2 separate regions of the Homo sapiens genome follow, and region 1 is linked to region 2. The links are chromatin loops, found by intact Hi-C in ENCODE. Cell type or tissue: Calu3. All regions are shown on one strand. Each heading gives the region's core, and the rest is flanking DNA. Links, peaks and the distances in the headings are about the cores only. Region 1 overlaps LOC105374140 (a long non-coding RNA gene). Region 2 has its middle 800 kb from the start of DIPK2A.

Evidence for each region. Hi-C counts contacts between places; a loop is a spot of excess contacts. Peaks named below come from ENCODE experiments on the same cell type or tissue, not always from the same donor. Only the 100,000 strongest peaks of a DNase experiment are listed, where the experiment ranks them.
Region 1: it touches region 2 in a loop (2.4-fold over the local background); 2 of 110 quality-filtered maps call a loop at or near these places.

The regions. Positions count from the first base shown.
Region 1 is chr3:144,290,588-144,301,935 of GRCh38, reverse strand. All of the region lies in intron 2 of LOC105374140 (a long non-coding RNA gene), which reads right to left. Among named protein-coding and RNA genes, the nearest start is that of DIPK2A, 320 kb to the right of the region's middle. In Calu3, for the core only: no CTCF peak of the experiment used is centred there; no DNase peak of the experiment used is centred there.
Region 2 is chr3:144,765,033-144,776,380 of GRCh38, reverse strand. No RefSeq gene overlaps it. Among named protein-coding and RNA genes, the nearest start is that of DIPK2A, 800 kb to the right of the region's middle. In Calu3, for the core only: no CTCF peak of the experiment used is centred there; a DNase peak (open chromatin) is centred at 5,370.

The DNA of each region.
Region 1 (11,348 bases), core at 993-8,992, 470 kb after region 2:
CTAGAAGGTCCTCTGAAGAAGGACAGGCACAAACAAAGCTAGACTGTGAAGACTGGAATAAATACCTAATTGATCAATGCACAAACAACACTACATATCCAAAAGCATCATGAACATTCAGAGAAATATGACCTTACCAAATGGACAGAATAAGCCTTCAGAGGCTGACTATAAAGTGATGGAGATGTGTAATCTATCAGACAAAAATTCAAAATAGCTGTTTTAAAGAAGCTCAACAAATTTCAAGAAAACATACAGAAAGAATTCTGAAACTTGGAGAAATTTAACACATCAAAATAATAATAATAAGTCCTGGACCTGAAATATTTGATGAATGAAATGAAAAATGTGAGAGAGCATTAACAGCAGAGCTGATCAAACAGAAGTTAGAATAAGTGAGCTTGAAGACAAACTGTTAGAAAATAAGAGAAAAAATAAAGAAACAAAAAGCCTATGGGATCTACAAAACAACATCAAAAGAGAAAATATATGGGTTATTGGAGTTCAAGAGAGATTTCAGCCATAGTGGCATGCATATGTAATGACAGCTACTCATGAGGCTGAGGTAAATGAATCACTTGAACCCAGGAATTTAAGGCCAGATTAGGCAACACAGTAAGACCTGTCTCCAAAAATAAAGAGAAGAGAGTTCAGAAAAACAAAGGTGTACGAAACTAATTCAAAGAAACAATAACAGAAACTTCCTTCAAACAAAGAGAAAGATATAAATTCTTAAGTACAGGAAGGTTAAACTTTTTAAACAAAGGTTTAAAAAAATAAACAAATTCAACCCAAATAAGACTACCTGATCACAGATTGCAATGAATTGCTCAAAGGTCAAAGACAAAGGATTCTGAAAGCAGTGAGAGAAAAGAAGCAAATAACATATAAGGGACTTCCATACTCCTGGCAGCAGACTTCTCAGAAGAAACACTGCAGGCAAGAGGGAGTGGGAGAATATATTCAGCATACTGAATGGGAAGAAAAAGACAAAAATACTGCCAATTAAGAATGTTGTACCTAAAAAAGCTGTCCTCTGGAGATAAAAGCAAGTTCAATACTTTCCCAAGGAGACAGAAGCAGATGAAATTAATTTCAACAAGACTTGTCCTACAAGGAATGCTAAAGGAAGTTTTTCAAACTAATGAAAAGAAAAAGATTCTAATATGTAACAGGGAAACATCCGAAAGTTAAAAACTCATTGGGAAAATAGGTACACAAACAAGTTATACTTAATTTAATACTCTAATACTGTAATTGTACTGCATAAACCACTTATATCTTAGTATGAACCCTAACAGGCAAAACTATTAGATACAATTATATTAACTCGTTAATGGATAGCCAATATGAAAAGATGTAAAATGTGACATCAAATATACAAAATGAAGTGGAATGGAGTTAAAGTGTAGAATTTTTATCTTTTCTTGTGTAATGAAAGTTAGGTCATTACCAAATTAAAATAACTTATTTTAACTATAAGGTCTTTTTGTAATCCCCGTGGTAACTACAAGGCAAAAGTTATAATAAATCCACTAAAAGTAAAAAGCAATAAATCAAAACATACTATTGGAGAATCACTTAGCCACAAAGACGGTGAAAGAGAGAAAGACACAAAGAAAGAAAGAAACAAAGAAAGAAAGAAAGAGAAAGAGAGAGAGAAGGAAGGAAGGAAAGGAAGGAAAGAAAAGATCTAAAAAACAAGTCACAAAATGACAGGAATAAATTTTTACCCAAAAATAATTACCTTGAATGTAAATGGATTAAATTGTCCAGTAAAATTCATAAAATGGCTGAATGAAAAAAAAGAAAAGCAAGATGCAACTATATGCTGTCTACAAGAAACTCACTTCACCTGTAAAAACAAAATTAGACCAAGTGAGGACGTCTAAAAACTGTTAGAAGAGTCAAAGAAGGCCATAATATAATAATTAAGGAGGTAATACAGCAAGAAGGTATAACAATTATATATGTACTCAACACTGGAGCACCTAAACATATAAAGCAAATAGAAATAGACCTAAAGGGAGAGATAGACTGCGATATTATAATCGTAAGTGATTTTAACATCCCACTTTCAGCAACATACAGATCATCCAAATAGAAAATCAACAAAGAAACATTGGAGTTAAACTGCACTCTGGATCAAATGGTCCTAACAGTTACCTACAGAAAAGTCTTTTCAACATCTGAAGAATACACTTTTTTTTTCAACAGCACAGGGAACATTCTTCAGGACAGACCATATGTGAGGCTACAAAACAAGTTGTAACAAATTTTTAAAATCAAAATTATATCAAGTACGTTTTCTGACAATGGCCTAAAATTAGAAATCAATAATAAAAGAAACTTTGTAAACTGTAAAAATACATATAAATTAAGCAACATGCTTTGAAACAACAAATAGGCCATTAAAAAAAAAGAGAAGAAAAGTTTTAAATATTTTAAATATCTCAAGACAAGTAAAAATGGAAATACAACATACCAAAACCTATGGGATACAGCATAAGCAGTTCTAAGGGAAAAGTTTATGGCAATAAATGGCTAAATTTAAAAAAAAGAAGTAGAAAGAGCTCAAATAAACAGCCTAATGTTGAACCTAAGGAAATAAGCAATATAAAATAGTAAAATAGAAATAGTAAAAGTAAAGAAATAATGTTCAGAGCAGAAATAAATAAAATAAAGACTACAATAATACAAAAAAGATATAACAAAAAGTTGGGTTTAACAAAATCATCAGACATTTAGCCAGATTAAGAAAAAATGAGAAGACTCAAATAAAATCAAAGATTAAAATGGAAACATTACAACTGATACCACAGAAATATTAAGAATCACTAAAGACTATTTGTAACAACTATATACAAACAAACTGAAAAACCTATGAGAAATAAATTCCTGTAAACATACAACCACCAGATTCATACTTCTTGAATCATGAAGAAAAACAAAACCTGAAAGGATCAATAAAAAGCAATAAGATTAAGTAATGAAACATCTCCTATCAAAGAAAAACCCAGGATCTCGATGATTGAATTTTAGAAAACATTTAAAGAATAACTAACATCAATTTTTATTGAATTATTCCAAAAATTAAGGTGGAGGGAATTCTTCTAAACTCATTATATGTGGCCAGCATTACCCTGATACCAAAAGCAGAATAAAACATAGAAGATGAAAAATACTGGCCAATATGCCTGATAAACATAGGTGCAAAAATCCTCAACAAAATACTAGAAAACCGAATCCAACAGCTCATCAGAAAAGATTGTTTACCATGATCAAGTGGGGTTCATCCTGGGGATATAAGGATGGTTGAACACATGCAAATCAATGAACATGATACATCACATCAATGGAGTGAAGGACAAAAACCTATCTCAATACACAGAAATAAAAATATTTGATAAAATTTAATATCCCTTCATGCTAGAAACTCTCAACAAATTATGTATAAAAGAAACACATCTCAACACAGTAAAGGAGATATTTGACAAACTCACAGTTCAATACTGAATGGGGAAAAGTTGAAAAAGACAAGGATGGCCACTTTCACCAATGTTATTTAACATAGTACTGGAGGTCCTAGTCAATTAGGCAAGAGAAAGAAATAAGGAGCATCTAAACTGGAAACACAAAAGTCAAATTTTCCCTATTGTCAGACAACATGATCTTATATATGGAAAACCTAATAGACTATAAAAACTTATTTGAATAAATGAATTTCGTAAATTTTCAGAATACAAAAATCAACACACAAATCAGTAGCATTTCTATATGCCAATAATAGTGAACTATCTGAACTAGAAATTAAGAAAGCAATGCCATTTACAATAGCTATCAAAAAAATAAAATACTTAGGAATATACTTTACCAGAAGGTGAAAATCTTTACAATACAAAATACAAAACACTGATAAAATAAATTGAAGAGGATACAAACAAGTTGAAAGATATCCTATGTTCATGTATTGGAAGAATTAATATCGTTAAAATGTTCATAATTCCCAAAGTGATCTACAGATTCAGTGCAATCCCTATCAAAATACCAATATCAAAAGTAGAAAAAAATCCTAAAATTTGTGTGGAATCACAAAATACCCTGAATTGCTAATGCAATCTTTAATAAAAAGAACAAAGCTAGAGGCTTCTCACTACCTGACTTCAAAATATAGTACACAAAGCAATAGTAACCAAAACAGCATGTTACTGGCATAAAAAACACACATGTGGACCAACAGGTGGAATAGAGAGCCTGTAAATAAATCTAGGCATTTACAGCTAATTGATCTTTGACAACGGGGTGAAGAACACACAATGAGAAAGTTTCTTCAATAAATGATGCTGAGATGGCTGGATAGCTATATGTAGACAAATAAAATTTGACCCTTATATAACACCATATACAAAAATCAACTCAAAATGTGTTAAAAACTTAACTGATGCTGAGATGACTGGATAGCTATATGTAAGTCCTGTAACTGTAAAACTACTAGAAGAAAACAGGGGAAAAGATTCTTGACATTGTTCTGGGTAATGATTTTTGGGGGTATGTCTCCAAACACATTGGCAACAAAAATAAAACTTAAAAAATGGGATTGCTTCAAACAAAAACAATTCTGCACAGCAAAGGAAATAATAAACAGAATGAAGAGACAACCTACAGAGTAAGAGAAAATATTTGCAAGTCAAACATCTGATAAGGAGTTAATATCCAAAATATACAAATAATGCAAACAACTCAATGATAAGAAAACAAATAATCTGATTTAAAAATGGGCAAAGAATCTAAAGACAAATTTCTCAAAAGACAAAGAGCCAACAGGTATATGAAAAAATGCCCAAGATCATTAGTAATTAGGGAAATACAATTTAAAACCACAATGAATTTTCATTTCACACCTGTTAAAATAGCAACTATCAATATGACAAAAAGTAACAAGTTTGGCAAGGAGATGGAGAAAAGAAAGCCCTTATATATTGCATATATTGCTGGTGAGAATGTAAATTAGAATAACCATTATGGAAAACAGTGTGAATGTTTTTGAAAAAATTAAAAATGAAACTATCATAAGACCTAACAATCTCATTTCTGAGTATATTTCCACTGAAAATAAAGTGAGTATATAAAGGGTATCTGCACTTCCAGATTCCTTGCAGCATTTATGGTAGCCAATATTTGGAATCAAATACACACACACACACACATACACAAACACATACACATACACATACACAAGGAGTCTTCAAAAAGTTCATGAAAAATGTATATTATGAAAAAACTATACATGGACTTCAAAATTGTTTGCATCAAAATATTTTTGCACCAAAATAAACTTGTATTAACATGTTTTTATTTTTCTATTTTCATTTCTTTGAGACTAAGTCTCTCTCACTGTCATCCGGGCTGCAGTACAGTGGCATGATCACGGCTCACTGCAGCCTAAACTATCCAGGTTCAGGTGATCCTCCCACCTCGGCCTCCCAAGTAGCTAGGACTACATACATGCACTACCAGGCCTGGCTTATTTTTGTATTTTTTTATAGACATGGGGTTTAGCAATGTTACCCAGGCTGGTCTCGGACTCCTGGGCTCAAGTGATCCACCCACCTTGGTCCTACAAAGTGCTGGGATTACTGGTGTGAACCACCGCACCCAGCTAATATTACCATATTATAACAGGATCTAGTTTGGAGTACTAACAAGAATAAGACATCAATTTGAAAAAAGCTCTTATCAGAACATTATGAATTTTACTAAAGTTGAAGTAAGAGAAATCACCAAATTTATAGTGAATCTTGGGTGGAAGAATGGTGAAATCACTGATGCTTTACAAAAAGTTTATGGGGAAAATGACTGAAAGAAATTAGTAGCTTACAAATGGATAGCTTGATTTAAGAAAAAAAAAAATGAGATGATGTCAAAAATGAAGACTGCAGTGGCAGACCAATTAGGAATACAACATAGTTTTAATCATACAAATGGGCCAAAGGCAAGTAGATATTACTCTTTTCTTGCAATGGGTGACAGTTTGGTTGGACACTGAACTGAGCCCCAAATTTTCTGCCAGTTAGAACACAAAGAATAACATGTTGAACCACATTCTTTTCATTATCTAACAAACAAAAGTACACAGATTTGTCTCTACAGTCTTTGTTACTTCCTGGAACTAAACTCAAGCAGGAATTTATGACATGAAAACACGCAGAAGGCACATCAGAACACATCGCTTCAATTATGTGATTAGAAAACACAAAAATTCCATTCAGACCACCCTTTATAAAAACAGCAAGCATAAGGTTAAAGCAAAATTTAACGAAAGCAGTTGGTTGGGGAAAATAAGACAAGGGGGTCTAAAGACTGACATTCACAGGATCTGAATTAAGATAGGGGATCATTTTAAATAGTGAGATATTGAACTTATCAGTTAGATTCTTTCAAATGTCAGATTCCTTAGGTTACACTGGCAGAGGCTAAATTTTTGTCAGTTCATGATTAAATCTCACAAGAAACTGCAGTATAAATATTCTGAGTTGTCAGTTAAAATGAAACTTCCTTGCTTTAGTTATTAGTCAGGACCTGTCACTTTTGTCAACCACATTTGTTCTCATCACAAACAAGTGGTCTTACTGCAGGAAAGATGCCAGCCTAAGAAAACTGTTTTTCTTATGATTGGCCCTGTACAGGTTCTCAGAGAAGACTCTATCATCTATAACTTCTAATGTAGGGAAAAAGAATGTACTCTAAAAGAATTGTCTTTGAAGCATAAATTATTTGTGTTTGATTTTTTTTGTGTGTGATTGGTTATTCTTATCCATAGAAGGGCTTTAATGTAATGTCTCTTAAAGTTGAAATATTAAAAATTTTACCTTTTAATATTTATAATTATGTGAGAACATTTGACCTCACCAAAATATGTTACGATACTGATTCTGAGTAGATGATAAATAGGTCATATTTACCCTCTCTAAGTAGAGGGTAAATAGGTCATATTTCCCCTCTCTAAGTAGAAGGTAAATAGGTCATATTTCTCTGACTGTCTATTGAAAATATTTTTAGTGGAACCAAAATTTGAATTCACACAAACCAGTAATACTGAGAATTGACACATTGTCACTGAGAAGTGACAGAATGGAAAGGTGGCCTGTGTGGGAAGAACAAAACCACTGTTTTATTAGGATCACAACTTTTTCGAGAAGGATAAAGGGGCATTACTTTATTTTACAAGGTTCCCAGATCCCAGTTAGCCTTGTATCTGTTTAATTTTGATGAATTATTAAGCAAACATTTTTAAGTGAATTAATTATTAAAAACTATTCATTTTCATTTAGCCATAAATGTAAAATTGTCATTAAAATTTTTGGGTCATTTTAACTATTTTAAGCTGTACTTTCTTTAATGCTGCTTACTATCTTAAAAACAAATCAATAAATGTCTCCATTTTAATGTAAAAAAGATTAAATATTAATAATAACACCAACCCAAAGACATCATTAGCATAAGTGAGCTGAAAAATGCACCCTTATATAACTACCTAAGCTCTACCTATTAGTTGGGTTAATCTTGATTAAATATTGATGAGTATACAACAGATTATTTCAACTTATATTAATATTTAATTGATGCTGAGTTTTTTCTTTATGTAAAAATTAGCTGTAATCTTTCTTTTAAGATCTTTTCTGATAAAAATAGTAAAATGAATAATCTAGAACTATGAGAATGTTTTCATTTTGTATACAATATAATAGAACCTGCACCAAGAACTCCTAACAAGTGCCCAAATACAATAGCTATCCACTAAACATGAATGAAATGAACAGTATTGTGATAAAGTTTGTCTACATTTTACTTAAGGAATATATCTGTTAGATTTCCACTCTGGCCACAAGGTAGTAATTCAAATCAGCTTGCTTCCCACCAAAACCAACTAAAAATTTAGACAAAATTATACCAAATAATCCTACAGATATTAGAAAACATACAAGGTAGGAATGTTATTCCTGAGAGAAGAAAAAAGAATGAGGTTTTTGCCTGGTGGCACTTTCTGACTGCAGTTCAGAGAGGGGTTATTCCAAATGAAGCACAGTAGGCTTTTCCAGTTCATGGTAAATACAAAGTCTAATAGCTGAATCACTATTTCATGCCAACAGTTAAATTTTTAACTTTTAATATAATCTAATGGGAATCTAAATTCTTCAGATGATGTGTTGTGGCAGAAGAATTTGAACTTGGTAAGACTTTCAAATACAAATAAGTTTACAAGTAGAAAATCTATTAGAGACAACAAATCATTTTTTAAAATAAAGCAATTGATCAGTTCAGCACAAATAGAAATAACATTTTAAAATTCTCAAATAAATCTTTTATTTTAACAAACTGGACATCAAGAACTTAGCAAAGTGGAAATAGAAAGTAATTATGGAGCATGATAAAGAACATCTAAACCCACTAGTTAATAGTATACCAATAATAAAGCACTAGAGGTCTTCTCATTAAAAGCAATAATAAAATACAAATGCTTCTATCACATTTGTTACTTAATGTTATTCTAGGATGAATAAGATGTCTGATGATAGGAAATTGGTTAAAAATGCATGTATTTGTATATATATGAAATAACTATCTAAAATTGTGTTTTAAATAATTAAAAAGGAAATATCTGCATGACTTTTTAATATTTCACGATATTCCATTTTAAAAATGCAATATCATGTATCTTATTGTTCTATTGTTCAGCATTTCTAGAACATAAAAGGTTAAGGATAAAAAATAAAATACAGAAAATTTTAACAGTGATTATTTCTTAGTATGTTTTTCAAAATAAGCATAAATTATTTTTATGATTACATGATTACATTTTATTTTTAAAAAGAAAAATACCTACATCTGTGTAAATACTCATATAAAAATATAAAATATAGAAGACTATGCAACAAATTGTTAATATTGGTTATATTTTGAGTTGGTGGCATGGAAGTGTATGGATGGGAACAGAGATCTCTACATTATTTGAATTGTCATAGGAACATGTGAAAAACATGATAAAATAAATTCATTCAAAGAACTATCATAAATAAAATAGAAGAGAAATAATGACACACCATTTGCAAAATATGATGTACTGCATTTTTAAGCTGTAGTTAGCAGAGATAATAATAAAGATGCAATATGCGAACAAAACTATAAAAATGGCAAAATCAATATCACACTGAATGGTCAAATGCTGGAAGCATTCCCCTTGAAAACTGGCAGAAGACAAGGATGTACTCTCCCATCACTTCTGTTCAACAAAGTGTTGGAAGTTCTGGCCAGGGCAATCAGGCAAGAGAAAAAAATCAAGGGTATTCAAATAGGAAAGAGGAAGTAAAATTATCTTTGTTTGCAGGTGACATAATACTATATCTAGTAAACCCCATCACCTCAGCCCAAAAGCTTCTTAAGCTTAAGCAATTTCAGCAAAGGCTCAGTATATAAAATTAATGTGCAAAAATTGCTAGCATTCCTATACACCAACAACAGGTAAGCAGAGAGCCAAATCTTCACATTTGACATAAAAATAGTTAAAAAAAAAAAAAAACCTAGCAATACAGCTAACAAGGGAAGTGAAGGACCTCTTCAAGGAGAACTACAAACCACTGCTCAAAAAAATCAGAGCAGACACCAACAAATGAAAAAACATTCCATGCTCCAGGATAGGAAGAATCAATACCATGAAAATGGCCATACTGCCCAAAGTGGTTTATAGATTAATTGCTATTCCCATTAAATTACCATTGACATTCTTCACAGAATTAGAAAAAACTATTTTAAAATTTATATGAACCAAAAAAGAGCCCTAATAGCCAAGACAATTCTAAGCAAAAAGAACAAAGCTAGAGGCATCATGCTACATGACTTCAAACTATACTCCAAAGCTACAGTAACCTAAACAGCATGGTCCTGGTACATAGTACATGGTACATGATACAGAGACACATAGACCAATGGAACAGAATACAGAACTCAGAAATAAGACCACACACTTGCAACCATCTGATCTTCGACAAACTGACAAAACAACCAATGGAGAAAGGACCCTCTATTTAATAAACGGTGCTGCAAGACCTGGCTAGCCATATGCATAAAATTGAAACTGGACCCCTTCCTTATGACTTATACAAAAATTAACTCAAGATGGATTGAAGACTTAAATGTAAAACCCAAAGCTATAAAAACCCTTGAAGAAAATCTAGATAATACCATTAAGGACATAGGCATGGACAAAGATTTCATGACAAAAACGCCAAAAGCAATTTCAGCAAAAGCCAAAATTGACAAATGGGATCCAATTAAACTAAAGAGTTTCTGCACAGCAAAAGAAACTATCATCAGAGTGAACACACAACCTACAGAATGGGAGAAACTTTTTGCAATCTATCCATCTGACAACGGTCTAATATCAAGAGTCTACAAGGAACTTAAACAAATTTACAAGCAAAAAACAAACAAGCCCATTAAAAATGGGCAAAGGATATGAGCAGACACTTCTCAAAAGAAGACATTTATGTGACCAACAAACATATGAAAAAAAGCTCAACATCACTGATCGTTAGAGAAATGCAAATCAAAACCACAATGAGATATCATCTCATGCCAGTCAGAATAGCTACTATTAAAAAGTCAGCAAACAACAGATGCTGGCAAAGTTGCAGAGAAAAAGGAACGTTTCTACACGGTTGGTGGGAATGTAAATTAGTTCAACCATGTGGAAGACAGTGTAGCCATTCCTCAAATACTTAGAAGTAGAAATACCATTTGACCCAGCAATTCCATTACTGAGTATATACCCAAAGGAATATAAATCATACTATTATAAAGATACATGCATGTGTATGTTCATTGCAACTCTATTCACAACAGCAAAGACATGGAATCAACCTAAATACCTATCAATGATAGACTGGATAAAGAAAATGTGGTACATATATACTATGGAACACTATGCAGCCATAAAAAGGAAAGAGATCATGTTCTTTGCAGGATCATGGATGGACTTGGAAGTCATTATCCTCAGCAAACTAATGCAGGAACAAAGCCAAACACTGCATGTTCTCACGTATAAGTGGGAGCAGAACAATGAGAACACATGGACGCATAGGTGCAACAACACACACTGGGGCATGTTGGAGATAGGTAGGGGAAGGGAGAGTGTCAGGAAGAATAGCTAATGGATGCCGGGCTTAATACCTAGGTGATAGGATGGTCTGTGCAGCAAACCACTATGATACACGTTTGCCTATGTAATCTACTACTATGTAAATTACTAAACAGACCCTACTCAAGTTTTACAGTCGGTATAAGATTGCAGT
Region 2 (11,348 bases), core at 1,289-9,288:
TTTCTGAAAGTAAATTTGTGAAAGAGAAGCCTTAAGGTGGATTAAATGCATAGCTTTTCTTTTCAAAGGAATTTGGACTTTGCAAGAGTCTGCTTATTAGCTGGATGAAACTGATCCATTATCAAAATATCCTGAGTCTCAATTTGTTCAGCTATTAAATGAAGATAATAAGGCAGCCCTCACCAAGCTGATATAAAGATTTGTCATAATCTATTACATGTAAATCTCTTGGCATGTAATATGTGGCTTTTATTACTATTATTGACCTATGCCTATGTAAAATCACTTTTCTTCTAGAGTTTTAAGTTTTGTCTCTTCAGAACTCTTCTTGATTGGATGGCTCATATCGAGTTCTTACTAATTTGACATAAATTAAGCTACTGCTGTATCAAAAATTCTTCAAATGAAGCACTCTAAGAATGGAGCATTGTATATTATTGGAAGGCTGTCTAACATTGACTATACTTGGATGAAAACCAACAGTAAAAAGAAAACAATTCCCAGCTGTGTAATAGCTAAAGATTTATGTGATAAGCCAGGGAATATTTTATGAACTTTCACTTATTTTATAATTTAAGATACTTACAGTAGCAAAAAAATTCAGCTGAGCCTGGTTTTAGTAATTAAGAAGACTTAGTAGTCTAGTGGCAGGCTAAGCTCTAAGCATGCTTTGATCAGGCACCAGATTCATTTCTTGGCAGTTTTATATGTTTTGCTATTTTCTGTTTATCAGCTTTCTATTCAAGCTGGCTTCTCTTAAGAAAGCAAAGAGCTTAAGACAGTTTTATTTTTTTATCTACAACATGGATTTTAAAAAATAAGATGAAAGCACCACCCACCACCACCACCACTATTGAATGAAGTTCCTGGGCTTTATTCTGATTGGGTCAACATAGGTGATAAGCCCATCTCCTGAACCAATCAATGAGGTTGTCTATTATCTGATTGGCTTAGGTGAACCAGTGTCAGCCCAGCAACTGGATTTGGGTCAATTATCAAAATAAATGGCTCCTACACAATGCAATGAGTAAAATGGAGGATTCTGGAGACACAATCACCACATCATAAATGTGTGTGTGTGTATGTTTCAAAACTGTCATTTAATTTTATATTAATTATCTGAGTATGGTTTAGTTGTAACTGTGAAGCAGGTTCACTGTGCAAGGGTTACCAACCTGTCTGGATCCAGTGAGACTCATTACTAAGTCGCTGAAAATGTAGTAAAATATGGTGATGGGGCGGCATGCACGGTCATCACCATGTGACTCATGTAGTTGCATGTAGTTTGGTTCAGTGGACACAACATCTGTATTTGATCTCATTCAAAAGATGGCATTCACTGGCCAGATGGTGGCACCAGTCCAAACGACCAAGTCTGCTTTTAGTTTTGTAGAGCCGTTAGTAAACCATTCTGTGTCATCAACAATTATAATTCTTTGTGCCTTCATGAAACCTACTGGTCTCTTGGGGGTCCCAGTCAGGCCCCATTGTGAATGTACCATTTCCATTTAATAATTGAGCTCTGTTGAGCCTATCCAATTTTATTGATGGGGTTGTGATTAGAAGTACAGGTGGTGCTCCAGCCATCAGATCGTCTCTACCAGTGCCCAAATAATCAAGGAGTCGCCATTTAAAAGAGATATATCTGGTAGCTGCCTCAGGCAACTGTATCGTCAAAACTCAGAGGCTGGCACACCCAAGTGGCAATTTTTTGTTACTATAGTCTCCAACCAGCATCCGTGGAGGTTGCAGACACCTGTAATTCTATCAGGTTAGCATACTCTAAAGGCTTTTAAGGCAGTGCCTGGGCCACAGCTTTTTCAATGGCCTTCAAGACTTGCTGCCTCAAAGCACTCTATTCAAAGTCAGCAGCTTTGCTAGTCATTTTGTCTCAGGAGATCAAAAAAATTATCTTTTTAGAAATTCATAATTCTAGTTTTTATAGATGTACTTTTAAAATTATTTTATTTATCGGCTGGGCGCGGTGGCTCACACCTATAATCCCAGCACTTTGGGAGGCTGAGATGAGCGGATCACTTGAGGTCAGGAGTTCGAGACCAGCCTGGCCAACGTGGTGAAACCCCATCTCTACTAAAAATACAGAAAATTAGCCAGGCATGGTGGCAGGCACCTGTAATCACAGCTACTCGGGAGGCTGAGGCAGGAGAATTGCTTGAACGCAAGAGGCGGAGGTTGCAGTGAGCCTAGATTGCGCCATTGCACTCCAGCCTAGGCAAGAAGAGCCAAACTCTGTCTCAAAAAAAAAAAATAAAATTGTTTTATTTATCTGAATTGTTTCTTAAGTGTTTTGTGCTTCTAAATTAATAGCTATTATGGACTTTACAATTAATAACTCATTGGAGAAACAAGCACTTACCTGCCATTTATCAAACAAAAGTGTAACAAATTTTACTTTTCTGAATACCAACATGCTAAAAAAACAGACTCAAGTAATTGGTTCCTAAAGTCTTTTTACTGAAAATTGCTAATTTCATCAAAGTCAACTTGGAATGCTTGGGGAAAAAAGAATGAGATGTCTTCTCATCATATTAATATATTTAAACAGTGAAAAATCTAAGATTCAGGTACTTAACAATTTAATGAATCAGAATATTAGGAACCAGAAATATCTTCTTATTTATTTAAAGAAGTGGTGCCCTTTAAGTAAATAAGTGGTTGCTTATTTACAATTTTTTTTTTCTTTATTCATGCTCTGCACATTTTTGACAGAATATAAGTAGATCAATGTCGGTTTTAAACATAATGTTATGGGCTGTAACACAGCACATATTTCCACAGTGGCGTTATAATGATAGATAAGTGAGAATTAAGCAACTTGGCACCACCGCTTGCCTACAACATTAAACCATGATTCCAGTCAATCTCTGAATGTTTTGACACCGTCAGAAATATTGTAAATTATTGTCACTTATGATGAATATCCTGGTTCTATTCTTTTTTTCCAGTGAGTTACAGAGACTACCTGACTTTGACTATGTGGACTTCAGAAGTTAATCTCTGCTGGCATCTTTTCCAAAAAAAGATTACCACCATCAATTCCAATGTGATATATATTTGTATAAAGAAGATAGTTCCAACTGCAAGGAAGAACACCAAAACACTGAGTATGGAGAAGAGTGGGAGAATCATTGTCCCCTGTTCAGAGCATGAAAGACTGCCCACGGTCTGACAGGAGACCGTGTTGTTCTTCAAACGTAATTAAAGATTCTTTGAATATGTTTTCTCCTGCTCAAGTAATAACTTGTGATTTTAGTGCTGAATTGCCTTAAGGAATATATTGTTTCCAAACTTTCCAAATTCATGAATGTTAATTAAACTAACACTCTAAGGCCATTTTAAATCAAGCCTCTCTTGAAATAAGATTAAAGTCTTAGATATTTCAGTAGTTATATAAATCAGGGTATATTTAAAATTTTATTTGATCATCTGAAATTTAATAAAAATAAATGTTTTGTGAGATAGTTGATGAATGGGGAGAAATCTGACCATTCAAGTCAGCTACAAAATATCTTCATATTCTTTCAGATGAAAAAAGAAGTCCCAGAAGCCTAATTATTGACATGATATCAATTCATTAAGGTATATATTGACAGGTCTTCTCTAGAGAAAAAGACTTAGCAGGATTGATGAAGCATGTTGACACTGAAGAGAGAGATTTGGAAATAAATAAATCCACTGTGCTTTATACAAAAGCTCTTTGCTCATCTATTTTTAGCAGAAATCTTGGGAAGGTATTGTGTGTCTGTGTGCGTGCATGTACATGCATGTGTGCATGCAATTATCAAAAGACTATTCTTGGAATCTTTTGTCCAAGATAGACTGACTAAATAATCATTCATTCTACCACTCTGAACTATTTACATGACTGTTTTTCGTAAACCCAAAGTAAAATAATACAGTGATATGACATTCCATGGGAGGCAAAGTAGGCCATTAACTGCTGCTCTGGCAATTTCTGTTTAACAAGCTCCATTCGCATTATGTTTCTTATTTCTCTCTAATGAATAAAACAAACCACAACATTTCTTTCTACTTGTACTAATTTCAACAGAGTGTACAAAGTCCATACACAGTTCCATGAATACGTGAAATTAGCAAAATTTGGGGCTTACTTAGTATTAGCCAGAAGGGGAATAATTATTGATTTATTTATTGTTGGTCATTCATTCTATGCACAGTTATTGTGAACTTATTTTGTGTCCATATGTCCTAAATGTGTAGGAAATAAACTGGCTAACAGCAAAACCTTCACTTCTAAGTGGGGAATGAAGAGAATATGCTTAAAAATGCTGCACAGGAAGCGTTAGAGGCCCAGAAATTTATGCACAGGGAAAAATAAGTTTTCAAGCAGTGTTCAAACTGGGCAGCCTCTTTTTCTGAAAGCTAGAATTATATACAGTGAAAAAAAATGTTTTTATTCAGTGTAGAAACAGGAAATAGTTTTGCTATCACAAGGTGCAGATTTGTACTCTCACTTTATACCACTAACTTCACTCTTATTACAACAGCATTTTTCTCTTTCTCTTCTCTGCTCCCCTGTCATCACCACCCCTGCAGTGTGGCTCAGTGAAGTACAGACACAGAGAGAATGTAGCCAAAATGAACAGTGAAAGCTGAGCTCAGAAGAAACAGAGAGGGCATTTCTTAGGTCACAGGAAACACATTTTTTGGAACATGTATCCGAGAAAAATGAAGCTTCTTAAATTCCAGTATCTCATATATTGGAGTCATTAAGGATGAGAAAAAAAAGAGACAAAAATAGTGCTGAACAATCTCCACTTAACTAAATTCAGATGTGTGAGTAATTACGCATCAAAATAGCATTCTTTGCAATTTCTGGAGAAAACAATACAAGGAAACCACCATTTGACACACATGGGCATGAAGGATGGAAGGGTTTGGACTTTTTAAACAATTTTATAAGAGACACCATCAGGAAAGAAGTAAAAATGAAAGAGGAAGGATATTACAGAACCTTGAAGAATGTACTCCCTTCTTGCATGCCCCCCACTTCTTGGAGAAAGAGGGAAAAAATAGTGGAGGAGAAAGAACAGGGCAGTCAATAAAGTAGGAAATCAACCAGGATGATGCTATGTCTCTGACACCAAAAGAAGGCAGTTTTGATAAGGAGAGGACAATAAAGTCAGATGCAAAAGAAGGTTCAAGTACATTGAGATCTAAATAACCTCAAGGTCTAGGACTAGGCACAGAGGTCAGCTTAGAAACAATTAGATAAGTGGTAGGTCTTAGAGGGTGAATGATTAATTCAGCCACAGATTGACTAATGAATTTTCATCACAAGTACCCAAAGGAGACTTTTTCTCATAGAATATCATGTCCCTTTTAGGACAGCAGGGGTCACTAACATACACTGGTCATTCATCCTGGACAAGTAGACCCTATGAATGTTCATGATGCAGACATATTCAGATACTGCTACGACTCTGATATTTCTATAATTCTTTAATCATAATTTGAATAATGAAACATATTTGGTTTTCACAAGATGAATGATTTAGTCATTTAGTGTCTCCTAAATTTATTTATCAGAAACCACAAAAAATTGTCAAAGACAGTATATACCCTTCTTAAGTACTGCTAAGTGCTGATTAATGTGGATTGCATTACCAAGCCATTTGATCATAAGTTATGCTGCATTATATGATCCAGATCCATCCTTTTACATACCATAGCTATCTAAATATAGTACATTGCACCAGTGGGCAAACAATGATGTGAATCAAGATCAAATAGGTAATGCCTTCTCTTCATTGTCTTGGGCTACCTTTTAGATGTGCTATAATAACAAGCAGACTCTAGGCATCTGATAGACAGGACAGCTGGGCAGGCGAGTTAGCAATTCTGGCACTATCATATTGCAGGTGCAGGAATAAAATTCTCAAATACTTGAGAACAGTTGCCTATGGGCCAGCTATGAACTTGACCTCATTTCAGATAACAGCTTTTCCTTTTCACCCACAGCACAGCTGAAGTTTAGAATAGAATTTATTTAGCTCAACTTTCAAAAAGAAATTGATTCAGAGCCTACTTTCCTAAGACTCCTTTGAAGAGAAAATGCCATGAGTGTTTTTTCTTGGTGTTTAAAAGGTTTATGAAGAACAAATTATCTAGATAGTTCTTTAGTGAGTGAGAATAAAGTCCATGCTTTTGTTCCTAATATAGCCCTTGTATATTTCAGATACTTTATGTGCTTCATGGAAATTTTTGTTTGGGAATTTTTAAAATTTTGATAAGATGTAGCCCTTGCATTAATGAATGATTTTATGTCTTTGATTATACCACTCACATTTTAATAGAAGTGTATTTTGTCCTGATGGTATTTTCTACTCAGGGAATGATTACATTGAATAATTTTACCTCGAGGTAATACAAAATTTTATTGAGTGGTTACCTTTCCAAAATTAGAAATAAAATAATAAAACATTAACTATATATTTGAGAAACCTGAATAAATTGTCACTTAACTCTGAAGAATAGAAGTTCCTTAAAAATATTTTACCCCAAAGTAGGGCAAATGAGTATTCAATGATTATTAAACCAAAGACTTTACATAATTTACAGAATAAAAATAGTCAGACTAGTATGAGCTACTCAGTCCAGTTCCTGATTAAACTGTATTAAATGGGGATGGCAATAGGAAAACTGATGGCTTTTAAAACACGCCATGACTACCATGACACTGTGGAATGAAAGTAATGTTCCATTAACAGGCATTTTCACTATCCTGTATCTTGTCTTTCCCAACCCTTAGTAAAGTACACAAAGAACACTGACTATTTTAGATAAGAGAGCCCTCAACATCTTACTTTTTATTTCTAATTGGCATAACATCCCTTCTTTATGCACTTGCTAAAACCTATGTCTATATACATACACAGTGAGCCCATCTTACTTGACACCCCCACAAAACACACTTGTACCTTGTATCACTACACATGAATGTCTCATACTGGGTCTAATCATGTTCAAAGTATAAGTCTTTAAGTTAGGAAAAATTAATCCAGCAAATATTTTTAGTCCCAAACTTGTGCAAAGAACTGGGCAAGGATTTGTTTATGTCACTAAGGAATAACTAAGCATAATCCTTGCTTTTAAAGAGATGTTCAGCCAAAAAGAATGTGACACGGGTGCAGGTTATATATCAAGTACAAACTGTTTAAAGAAGGAATGGGATGGGGTTAGGGAAGATCACGATTCTGAGATGTCATAATAAAGAATTTCCATGTGACTTGGCTCTGAGTGGCTGGATAGTACTGCCAGACAGGAGTTGACATCGAGGTGAAGGGATAATCATTTCAAGGACAGAAAACAATATGATCAAAACTATGAAATTAGAAAAGAGTAGGAAACCAATATGTATAAAAATAGGGGAGCATTTGTGATTGGGAGTCTCTACTTCTGATATTTTTCTCTGCATCCTATTCATTCTTCAAAACTTTGCTTATAAATACCTCCTCAAAGAAAGACACCACCAAGCCAGACAAATATTTCTATCATATTTCTGTTGTACATGGTATCATATTACAGTCTACCTGAGAACATATTTTATTAAGTAATTAAGTTGCAAATATCAAAAGGACAAAGGTTGTTACTTAAATCATCCCTTTTCACCCATAGCACATGAACCTATAATCAGTATCATGAACCTATAATCCAGTGCATGGTACTTTGCAAATATTTGTTGAACAAATAAATCATTGAATGCTCAAATAGTTAATATTAGGATGCATTTTCATGTGCACCCTCCCATTTAGTTTTAGCATTTTTTGAGAGGTGTAAGATAGGTTTTGTATGTCATATTCAATCTTTTGGAAAACACTTTGTTCAAAATAAGTCTCTGCTCTCAAAGATAAAACAATTATTCTACATCCAAACAAAATGGCTTGTATAAGCATGGTTGTTCATAGTTTCGTGTATCAATGAAAAAAAAAACACTGACCTTCATATTGGAAATTTTACTTCTAAATCACAATGCTCCATATTGAGGCCATGTTAGAGTTTTCTTATGCATCTATTCTGCATCTGAAATTCTGAATGTCGAAACACCTCTTTTACTCAATACCACCTATAAGACTATAATAACAGTAACTGATGTCAAGAGTAACAAAAGTGAGGACACAATGTCTTGAAAATATATGTGTACTTAGAATTGTATGTAAAAGTGCTAACAGCAAATTTCTTCTTTGCCTAGCTGTATACAACCCTTTCTTTCTCAAGTCTAAACATAGTTAAATTTTCTATAATGTCAATGCCTTTTACTCTTAACTGCAAGGATTAGGGACATTGTTTCTCCTTAGAGTTAGAGCGACTCAAACCTCACTGATGACTCAACCCCCTAAATTTTACTTATTTTTTTGCCTTTTTTAATCTTGCCCATTTTGCTTTAATTTTTAATTATATAAGATAGTTTACTAATGTACCCTAATATTGAAGTATTTAACCAATATGGAAATAGTAAATTTTCTTTTTAATAACTACTTTATTCCAATTTAGTCTCTTCTATAGATATTAATACAAACATTAATGTATTTTTTCTGTGTATCAACCCAGATTTAAAAAAAATGTTTTACATGTCTACATAGTACCCATAGAAAATACGTTTATGTGTGTTACTGTGTTTTTCACTGATGATGTCACACTGTAGATGTCAATCCACCTTTGATTGTTTTTTATTTAACATCTTAGAGCTCTTCATATCAGTACACAAAGATCTATCATTTTTCTTTTTATACCTGCTTAGTACTCCACAGTGTGGCTATGCCATACTTGGCATACCATTCCTGTATAATAGATATTCCCATTATTTTGATGAATGATTGATTAAATTATATGTTCACATGCCAGATTATCATTTGAAATCTTTACTTATTTATAATCCCACTTGACAGTATATGAAAATATATTTACCTTCCACCTAACCCACATTTGATCTGATGCATCTTTTTAACATTTTCTAATGTTATCACCTGACATATTGTTTTTTAAATTTTTGTTTTCCTGATTACTAGTAAATTCAAGAATCTTTACATATTGTATATTCTTTTTATATAGTCTTAAGTTTTACACCTTTGTTTACATTGCCAGTTTTTCTATATTTTTTTATTTCTTATAAATCAACAGCAGTATTTTATACATTCAGATATTAATTTTTTCTTGTAAGTATTACAACTATCTTCTCACATACTTCTATGTCCTTTGATATTTATGGAGTATTTTATCCTATCATTTTCAAAAATGATGCAATGAAAATAATATTTTTTCATTTTGCATTGGTATTTCATATTTAAGAAGGCTCTAAAAGTCCTGAGGCCTACTCCCAGTTCTGTAGTCTTAATGATTTTTTAAATGTTTAGGATTTATTCAGTTTGAAATTTATTTTTTAAAATATGTTCAATTAATGATCTAATCTCATTTTTCTTAAAAGATAATTTACTACAAATGACCTTATAATTAAGTGTCTTCAGTGTAGAAAGTTGATATGAAATATCCCTCATTGTAGCAATTTGGTTTTTGCCTTGAGTTCTATTTTGGATGATAGTTAACTGTTGTCTATTCCACACACACACACACACACACACACACACACACACAGACACTCTCTCTCTCACAATCCCTCTCCTTTCCCTTCCCAAACTTCCTATGTAAAAAATTTTTGTTGTGTTTAACATGTCTTTGGAAACAACAGTGATGGTTTTCACTGTTCTAGGAAGCTAACAATAGGTTGTCATTCTAATATTCATCTGCTCAGACTTAGTCTTTCATTTTATACTATGTGTTATACTAATAAGCAGATTAAGTTTTCCAAATTTTAACACAAAACTTAGACCCACATTTTCTCTCTATCCTAGAGTTACCTCCCCAAAATAAGATGAGAATATTGGTGCTCGTTTACCTGTATTCTCCTTCTTCTCAAATGTTCTAAACCGCGCTCAGCTCCAGAAACCACCTTATTATTTAGATCTTCTGGTATTTTACTTTAAGATTGCTATTAAATTTCAATTTGTTAATATAATAAATAAAAGTATGCTTTAGAATAGTTATTTTTAAATGAAACTTAAGAGGGTTTATACAGAATTACTTCTTCTATACTTATACCACACAGGGAACTGGTTTTGTTTTTTCATTTTGTTAAAATATGTCCTTTAGAAAAAGTGAGGGGTAACATTTTTTCTCAGAAATTTTGCTATGTTTCATCTAGTATTAACAATGAGATGTATGATGTCAATCTAATTTTCATATATATATCTCATATCTTATGATATATATATGAGATATATATATATTATATATATATATATATATATACACATAAAACATTCACTCCTAAACCCTTCCAATAGGGTAAGGATTGAATAAATAAATAAATATATATATATATATATATATATTCTCATCTTATTTTGGAGAGGTAACTCTAGGATAGAGAGAAAATGTGTGTCTAAGTTTTGTGTTAAAATTTTGGAAAACTTAACCTGCTTATTAGTATAACACATAGTATAAAATGAAAGACTAAGTCTGAGCAGATGAATATTAGAAAGACAACCTATTGTTAGCTTCCTAGAACAGAACCCCTTCACTGGAAGGGGTTAGAAGGGAATGTTTAATACTTAATACTCTAAAATTTGCTCCAATCTATGTCCAGAGGTGAACCTCTTTTAAATTTATTCTATTCAGTGCTTTGTAGACCCTTTCAATCTAAGAATGTTGGCTTTTTCTCAGAGTTTAAGAGGTTGTTATTATTATTTTTTAATGTTTCCCTCTTCATTCTTTTGGTTATTTTAAGTACCTTCTCTTTGAGAAATAATGATTCCTATCTATTATTCTGTGATTTAAATTTCCTTTCATTTTTCTCATCTCAACTCACTATTTCAGCTTACTAATTTGTTCCTAAGCTCTTTCTTTTACAAATCCTTTGAGCTTTTAAAACCAGGCTGCATAATGTTTTATCATGCTTCATGTTTGCCTCATTCCAGCAGGTTGGTATATTTTAGTGACTAGCTTCTCCAAGCGTGTCACACCCTGCTGTCAATAACTAAATCATTACACTACTGAATTCTGTTGCACAAACTTGAATTTTTTTATTGCACTACCCTGTTTTCCTATGAGAACAGCATATACAGAGTCTAAAAGGAAAGCGAGACAATCATGTTCACATTACATGAATTATATCTCATATTCAAATTTTAATCCCATTCAGCTCAATGATGACCCTTTGATAAATCTAGATGGTTGAGCGAATTTTTCAGAGATGTGCGGAAAGAGAGTGTGTGAAAAAAGTGTCATGAAATTCAAAATGCAGGTGACAG